2 separate regions of the Homo sapiens genome follow, and region 1 is linked to region 2. Evidence: chromatin contacts called from ENCODE Hi-C or POLR2A ChIA-PET data. All regions are on one chromosome and are shown on one strand. Each heading gives the region's core, a stretch centred on a gene start or an enhancer-like site at or near the end of the contact. The rest is flanking DNA. Distances are from core to core; before and after follow the strand shown.

The links. A loop is a pair of places that touch in the nucleus more often than their neighbours do. ChIA-PET counts read pairs that join two places held with the same protein, here RNA polymerase II (POLR2A). Pooled maps may share reads with other maps.
Region 1: POLR2A ChIA-PET joins it to region 2 with 11 read pairs in activated CD4-positive, alpha-beta T cell. The contact joins two enhancer-like sites. A Hi-C loop is called at or near these places in 1 of 168 maps with a recorded cell type or tissue (HCT116) and 1 of 50 pooled maps. POLR2A ChIA-PET finds 5 or more read pairs at or near these places in 2 of 52 experiments (WTC11 and activated CD4-positive, alpha-beta T cell).

Annotation. Positions count from the first base shown.
Region 1 is chr21:44,852,842-44,857,347 of GRCh38, forward strand. PTTG1IP (PTTG1 interacting protein) reads right to left here. Exons shown (of 6, transcript NM_004339.4): 4 at 3,352-3,523; 5 at 2,369-2,415. Among named protein-coding and RNA genes, the nearest start is that of PTTG1IP, 19 kb to the right of the region's middle. Within about 2 kb of position 2,235, at least 5 of the 41 ENCODE cell types and tissues checked have a DNase peak (open chromatin) inside an H3K27ac peak, as active enhancers do.
Region 2 is chr21:44,776,331-44,780,576 of GRCh38, forward strand. It overlaps UBE2G2 (ubiquitin conjugating enzyme E2 G2), which reads right to left. Exons shown (of 6, transcript NM_003343.6): 4 at 969-1,087. Among named protein-coding and RNA genes, the nearest start is that of UBE2G2, 23 kb to the right of the region's middle. Within about 2 kb of position 2,086, at least 3 of the 41 ENCODE cell types and tissues checked have a DNase peak (open chromatin) inside an H3K27ac peak, as active enhancers do.

The DNA.
Region 1 (4,506 bases), core at 985-3,484, 77 kb after region 2:
ACTCACATGCTTTCTCGCACTCTCCCATCAGGAATTCCTAGGAATTCTTCTAACTAGCCGAGGCTTTCCAAAGCACAGGCCATTCAATGGCTTTATTACAAACTGGCACAAAAAGCTCATTTCATCAATGCAATTAAAGGGCCAAATTAACCACCAAAATGGCAAGTGCAAGTCAATCAGGGCCCTGACACAGAAGACACCACTCCAAGAGCCTGGCCGGCCACCCACAGCCTCACACCCGCTGGGAGTCAGGGCACAGTAAAGGTCGAGCAACTTAAACACAGCTTGTGCTTGGTGATAACAGGTGCTGGGCAGTGTGTGCGTGTGTGCGCGTGTGCGTGTGTGTGTATCCACCTTGTCTTTTATTTACATTAACATTAGTCTGGCTGGGTGTGGTGGCTCATGCCTATAATCCCAGCACTCTGGGAGGCCGAGGCGGGCGGATCACGAGGTCAGGAGATTGAGACCATCCTGGCTAACACAGTGAAACCCCATCTCTACTAAAAAATACAAAAAATTAGCTGGGCGTAGTGGTGGGCACCTGTAGTCCCAGCTACTCAGGAGGCTGAGGCAGAAGAATGGTGTGAACCTGGGAGGCAGAGCTTGCAGTGAGCTGACATCGCGCCACTGCACTCCAGCCTGGGCGACAAGGTGAGACTCCGTCTCAAAAAAAAAAAAAAAAAAAAATTAGGTGCCAAAAAGCTCTTGACTCTTCCATTTCAAGGAAAGCACAATGCCTCCAGCCAAGGCCTGCAGAGATGCTGCTGGGCCCACGCTCCACGTACACAGGCATGCACTCGCTGAGGAGGGCAACCCTGGTGCTGCTCCTTATGACAGTCACACGCAGGTACCCGGTCACCACCCACTCCAGACACACACCGGGAAACAACAGGCGACAGAGAGGGTGGGGCAAGGACAAGGCAGCAGTGAAGAGAACCCAGAGAGTCAGCGCCCAAGCACACGGCACTCAGGAGACTGATGGGCGGGAACACATAGGAAAAAGCCTCTATCAGCCACTGGGCATCTCGAGGCCAGCAGCCAAGGCAGCCTCACGCCCCCAAGCCGACACTTCGAGACCGGCAGGACTCACGTGGCCTCAGGTCACAGCACAGTCACATGGAGGTGACTTTCCAAGGAGGCCAGAACTGACAGGGAGGGGACGTCCCGGCCAGTGGGCAGAGCCACCCAGCGTTTACAGTCCAGGGCACCAGCAGCATGGGGCCTCTGCAGCCCCCATGAGAGGGAACCCAACGCCAATCACCTGCACCTGACGGAGGCGCCGCTCACAGTGGCTGCTGGGCTTTGCCGTCCACCCCCCACCCGATGACCGAGAACCGCAGCGACGTCCTCATGCCCCCAGTGGGTGGGACCCTAAAATACCACAAATATATGATATTCCCTAAAACAAACAGAAGACTCAAAACACGTGCATTAGTCAGAAAAGGCTCTGAAATTTTCCAATTAGGTTTAGCCTTTAATATACTGCTTCAAGGAAAGCACCGTGGGCGCAGGACGACAGATTCCTGAGGCCCACGGCTGCCATGAACCCAGGACCACGCACCTCGCACAGGCGAGGAGTCAGTTCCCACCATGTCCATGACGCCACACAACCACAAACCCAGCGCGGGAGACGCCCATGACACCACACAACCACAAACCCAGCGCGGGAGACACTAGACTCTTTGCGGACTTTAAAATCATACAGAATCAACGAAGCACGGCTGGGTGGTGGTGTTCAGTGTTAAGCAGTGAACATCACGTGGTTTGGGGGAGTATAGATAACGTAATGTGTATTTCCAATTCACTCCAACTAAATAAAAGGTTTACACTTGGCAAATACATTCATTCTGGCTCCTTCAAAGCTCCTCTCCAAAATCTCTCCAGACACAACCAAACAAGAACAGAACGCCGAGGCTGGGCGAGAAGGAGCAGGGCCGGTGCTGGGGAGTGCTTGGAAGGAGCGCCTGCCACACTCAGAAGATGGCAACGAGCAACGCTCCCGAGGATGAGAGGGCCGCCCTGAAACTCACAGCACCTCGGCTACGCAGGCGTGCCCACAGGAAGCCAAACACGACGGCAGAACAGCTGCAGACTTCCAGCCCAGAAGTCTTGGGACTCGATAAGCAAACAGCTATCTGAGAAAACAGACTTCATGAAGACGACTGGCTGAGATAAAGATATTCTTAGGAGTGAGTTCACCACAGAACCGCTGGGGACAACCGCCAGCTGCTCCTCTCTGGAGAGACGTCCTTCTGTTCCGATGGGTGAACCCACAGCCCCATCTCAGGCCACACTGGCACTAACGAGGACCGAGACAGCGTGCCATCGCCTCCCAACCAGACAAAAAGGAGGCGTGACCAGTCCTTACCATATTTTTTTCTGATTTCATCATGTCTTGTCTTCATCTCTGCTCTCCTAAAACACAGAGGAACATTATGAGCACCAAACGACAGCGCACGGTGGTGTAACTGCTAGACACGCCCTTCCGTGTCCCTCAGTGGGGGCGCCAGGTTTCTTCTGGTGGCTTCCCTCCAGTTCCCAGAGTGAAACCAGGGTGAGGACAAGCTTGGTCATCAGGCCACATACCCACCAGGACAGGCAAGGTGACAACGAACCCAGTCTTCAAAGGCCGTTCCAATGTATTACTCTACTCTTTTCAATAAAAGCAATTCAAATGCCCAATACCGTGATTTTTAAAAAGCTTTTTTCATACAAAGAAAACACAGTAAAAATCATACACCAGGTTCTGAAGATGGTGAGGAAAATGCGATTGTCAGCTTTTACTTAGTAGCATGTGACTTCAAGGTGACTACATGGAAAATCTGTCCCGCTTCCACCCTCGCCCGCCGCCAACCTGACAGTTGGCCCCTCAGGTCCTCTCCTTTGCCAGGTGTGGATTACACCACCTCCTCCTGGGGTTGCCCCAGAGCCCCAGCAAGCACTCAGGAGAGTGCTGTGTCACCAGGGAAAGGGCGACAGGAGAGCTGACCCAGCCACAGTCAGACGCTGTCCCCTCTGAGCCTCAGCTTGCTCTTGGCAAATGCTGGGCCTGGACGAGCCGCCTTAGCAGCCGTCACACACCCGTGTCACCGCGCACAGACTCAGCCTTACTGCACCGATGGGAGGACACCGGGCGAGGAAGCCTATAGAAGCAAGGTTCGCAGCCACTGCTAGGTTCCCATCACAGTCTCTCGCTCTCTACCACGACCTAGAAGATCCCCTGGGCACTATACACATTCTTAATTTCTAAAAACTGAGGAAAACTCAGGATGTATCCATGTGATTTCCATGGCCTTGCAGATCTGAATCCCCTCGAAGTAACCTTCCCAGCGGGCATCACCACCACCTCACCGTTCCTCCTGCCGTATCCGCCTCTCCTCCCGCTCACGCATGGCCTTCTCCTCACTCCTGTCCGGCTTCCGGCTCCTCTTCCTCCTGCAGCAGCAGCAGCAGCAGATGGCAATGCCCAGGAGGAGGGTTCCCCCGACTACCGACATGGTGATGATCAGCGCCTCAAAGTTCACTGGAGATTCAAGCACCTGGAGTTAGGGCCGCCCCAGACACAGAACCCACCCAGCACAGCAGCCTTCCCTCGCCCCTGGGGAACAACCTCAGGACACAGGAGCATAAGGAGGAAAGCCGCCTCGGCCAGGCTGCTGGCTCCTGGCGTGTGGAGAGCCTGTGGCCCTGCCTCCACCCCACAGGGTCCCGCCCTCTCCAAGTCTCCTTTCAGCCACACGTTCCTATCTGTGACTTAGAATTTATTAACAATTTATAATATTAACCATAATGAACTGAAGTGACAGGGTAGTCTGTCTCAGCTGAGTTTGAAAAGGTATTTCAAGCCTGAGAAAAGTTAACTAACCAAAATTCCAAGCTACATACTCAGACTCTCGTAAGACATTCTAAACTCACAGAAATGGAGGTTAAGCCTGATGCAGCTTTCTTTTTTTTTATTTAAACCAAAGTCAAGAATATTACAATGATTTACAAGAGAAATAGACTCTCAGGGCACATACTGGCGGCCAGGTTCGAAAAGAATGACCGTGGAGGAGCGGACGAGACCACGGAACAAGACGGGATCATCTTCAAATCTGAGTGTTTTGAGGACCTTGGGGCTGAAGAACGGCTGGCTAATCGGTCCCAAACCCTGTTATGATTTCCTTAACCAGCCTTCAGACACACGTGCACATTTAAAACAGATCTTACTATCCTTTTAAACTTCTTTTGAAGATCTATACATTGAAATCAGCCAAGATTTTTCCATTCAGTTCAAACCAGAGGCAATTAAAAAATACCCTAAAACTACTTTTGCAAATGTGTTTTCAATCATGTAGTTCAAACAGCCTCCTTGGCTGGACACAGTGGCTCACACCTATAATCCCAGCACTTTGGGAGGCCAAATCGGGAGGATTGCTTGAGCCCAGGAGTTCAACACCCGCCCAGCCAACAAAGTGAGACCCAGCCCTGCCCATCTCTACAAAACTGTTTAACAAATTAACTGGG
Region 2 (4,246 bases), core at 836-3,335:
CAAAAAGGAAAAAAAATTTCAATCTGAAAAAAGAATCACTTTTAACATTTTTGTGCTTACTTTTCCAGTTATATATACATTTACATGTGAATTTCTTTTTCAAGAGGAAATTATAACAGTGCTACTGCTTTTCCCAGTCAATATAACACAAATACTACTTTGTATCATTGATTCTTCTTTTAGATCATTTAAAAAATCTACATCACATTCTAACATATATGATATAGTTTGGGTGTGTCCCCACCCAAATCTCATCTTGAATTGTAGCTCCCATAATTCCCACATGTCATGGGAGGGACCCAGTGGGAAGTACTGAATCATGGAGGCACATCTTTCCCGTGCTGTTCTCGTGATAGTGTACAAGTCTCACGAGATCTGATGGTTCCGTAAAGGGCAGTTCCCCTGCACACACTCTCTTGCCTGCCGCCACTAAGATGTGCCTTTGCTTCTCCTTTGCCTTCTGCCATGATTGTGAGGTCTCCCCAGCCATGTGGAACTGTGAGTCCATTAAATCTCTTTCCTTTATAAATTACCCAGACTTGAATATGTCTTTATTAGCAGCGTGACAACAGACTAATACAATATATAACTTAATTTATTCTTGTGTTAAAAACCCAGGTTAAGTCAAAATTTTCACCATTACAAATAACACTATGACAAAGATTAGCATAACCCCTTCTGAGCACACACCCATGTGTAAAACTTCCTCCCCAGTGAAGTAGGGTGGCTGGGTCAAATGGCATCCGGTTTTAGGTGCCTGTTGTCTTTTATCTATATTAAACTGACCTTCAAAATTGAAATCATGTGCTTAATACCACCATGCTTACTTGGCTGAATTTCAAAACATAAGAAGTGTTTTCTAAAGATCTACATCATAGACATATAGAATATACCACATTTCAGGTGGCTGATAATATTATCTCCGTACCTATCCTGGTACCACAAAAACTACTTCCAAAAGCACTTACTGTTGGGATGAAACATCTCACAGGTAAATCTCATCTTTGGGGGACTTAACGGGTAATCAAGTGGGAAACTCAGGATGGCAGGAAAAACACCAAACTCAAAGCAGGTGTCTTCTGGGCCCCTAGAAGATATAAAATACGTAGACTGAACTTCAAAGTACATTTTTCAACGTCGACCACAATTGACAAATGGGTTAAGAACATTTTTACCACTTTAAAAATGCACGTGAGGCCGGGTGCGGTGGCTCACGCCTGTAATCCCAGCACTTTGGAAGGCCGAGACAGGCAGATCATCTGAGGTCAGGAGTTCAAGACCAGCCTGGGCAACATGGTGAAACCCTGTCTCTACTAAAAATACAAAAATTGGCTGGGTGTGGTGGCGCATGACTGTAATCCCAGCTACTTGGGAGGCTGAGGCAGGAGAATCGTCTGAGCCTGGGAGGTGGAGGTTGCAGTGAGCCAAGATCTCGCCACCGCACTCAAGCCTGGGCGACAGAGCGTGACTCCGTCTCAAAAAATAAACAAAAATAAAAATAAATAATAAAAATGCACACAAAAAGATTATCTAAGTAACAATGAATTGGTACTTTCTTTTCAGTGGAAAGCAATGTCCCATTCTCCAGTTTCAATCTGGTCTAAATCTTAGGTACAAGTACAAAGACTGAATTCCAGGCAGTTTTCACATTTATGAAGGTTAAGAGTCAAGCAGCAGAACCTCTTGATAAGAAGGAGATCAGAGAAAAGAACTAATGTCAATGCTCTAAGATCTGGGAGTTTTTTCTGCAGATGTGGTACAATCACATTTTAGGATAAGGGTATGAATTACGGCACAGGGTATAGCAAGATTACATTGTATTTCAACAGATGTGGGGCTAAGAGTTGTATTTCAAAGGTGATTTTTAATTTTTAAACGTGCCCAAGAAGGCATCTTTGCAACCTTCAAGAAGCAGATGAAGAGCACATGTGATCACTGCTGCATGCTCGGTGAAAGGCTAGGCACACAGGCACCACCACTCCAGGCTGCACCTGCAGGCCCATGTGCTGTGCCTCATCCCACTGATGCAACATTGGAGCAACTCCCCGTCATGGGCACAGACACAGGCACTGAGTCTCCCTGGACCTATACTTTCCTCACGTGTAAATGGAAGAAATAGATGAAACCATTTCAGAAATCCTGCTTAAGGTTTAAAACCCAACAAGTATAAATTAACACTATCTTGACCAACAGTTCAAGGCATGATGGCCACAGGAGAGGAAGAGTGTCAGCCACTATGCCTGTACCTTCACACCAGGGACGAACTCCTCTTCTCCTACAAATCACATTAATAAAACACACATTGGAGGAGTTCTAAAAGATCTTGCACCATCTTTCTTTGATAAGGAAGCAGGACTGCTGAATGACAGCGGCAGACAACGAAACAGTGGAAGTTGCACTGGGTGTGACTCATCAGATCAATAAATAGGTCAGTAAACCCGTTCTCCGTCTACGAACTGAAAGAACAAGTCCCTTCCTAAACAGCTCTGCTCCTCTAACAACAAAGGCTAAGGCAGAAAGAACAGTCGTGCAGGGGCCGAGGCCTGGATGAGCAGAGGACAGTCCACACCAGACCTACTGCCTTCAGAAAGAATCCAGGATATGGCACAGGAAAAAAATAATTTAAAAAAATATACGTTTTAAATCTTCAGTTAAAAAATAGATTTCTTAAAAGTAAAAATTTGTTTTAAAAATCTTAAAATTATCTTGGTTCAGTGAAATTAATAACAACAGACTTGGAAATATTTATCTCTATAATTAAAGGAAAAAGACAAAAATCAAAAAGAAACTGAACGAAGAGCTTTAGCTTTCACCTGGAGGCGGCACTCAGGGCTGTCGGCAGCAACAGCAGATGCCAGCACGGCTCATGGCCCTAGCAGGGCTGATCTGCGGGCAACAGTCAGAAGAGAACAAAGCAGTGATTGCTTCATGGAGACAAGATTTTTCAATCTAAAAGACAAATTTTGATTCTGAAAACTGTCTTTGCTACCTTTTCAGAAGAAGATAGCGAATATGGCCACTTTGTTTTGGGGAGCTGGGGTGGGGGGGGGGTACTGTGTGACAGTCCCCAGAGCCTCAGCATGACCAGCACAGGGAACGCCACCGAGGGAGGCACGAGCATGAGCTCTTGCTACTGGTACAACAGCCGCGCTGGAGAGGACAGTGCCCGGATGAGTACCCCCCCCGGCCCACACTGGCACCCAGCGCCCGGCAGCCTGGGGACGCCTCAAGCCTGGGTTACTCTGCTCCCCCTGCAATGGCCTGAACAAACACATTCCTGAAGCCCCGCCTTCTCAACACAGGGTGGGCACACACCATGTATCAGAGTGAGGCGTGGCCACCCCGAGCCTCCTGTCCAGTACAAGAGCTCAGAGCAAACGATAACCACCACCCATTCATTCTCCACACGCCCTCTGATGAAAGGGCACCAAGGATTGTGGTTTTCATTTTACTGTCAAGCAAGGCTGGAAAATCCAAGGATGAAATGACTTAGTCAAGGTCCTAGATCAATTTAGTATTAGAGTTAAGAGAACACAGTTCAAACTGCGAAATCAGAAGTCAGGCACATAAAGATACTATCTTTAAAAGTAACACTGTTCATATGTCAGGAATGCTTGCCAGCACTCAATATTTCTGGCACCTCTGAGTCCAGAATAAGAAAAAATGTCTGGGTAGTGTTTTTGGAATGAGCCAAATGGTATTTGCTCAATACTTTGATAACAGTTCTTTGTTTCTCATAATAGGGCTTTCTTTAAAAAAAATTTTTTTTAATCCACCAGGTCGTTCCTAGCCTCAGAAGCATGACCAAACATTTCCTGAAGTGCGCCCACATCTTAAATATCAAAGTTATTTGCAAATGCTCCGGTTTACTACTGGTTTGAAACTGGGATTTCTTTCTCTTTTCTAGAACGCCTGGCGCCCAGACAGGAGGGCAGATGGGCAGTGGTGTGCAGCAGCATGCCTGACCCCATGGAACATGCCTTCCAGGCAACTCCCGAGCCAGGAGTGGGAGACGCCACAGTGCTGTTTTTGGACAAGTTTTATTGCCATACTCCCAGACAACCTCACTTCTCTTTCACCGAAGATGGCCTCACCTGGGAATCTTCAAAAGAAACAACAACAAGGAGGACACAAATATATCCAAAGCAAATGTAAATTTTTCAAAGCCTGCAAATTATGCTGCCTTATTGATTGAAATCATGACCTAAACTCTTTCGGAGCTGAGCTAAGGACAAGCATTAGATTA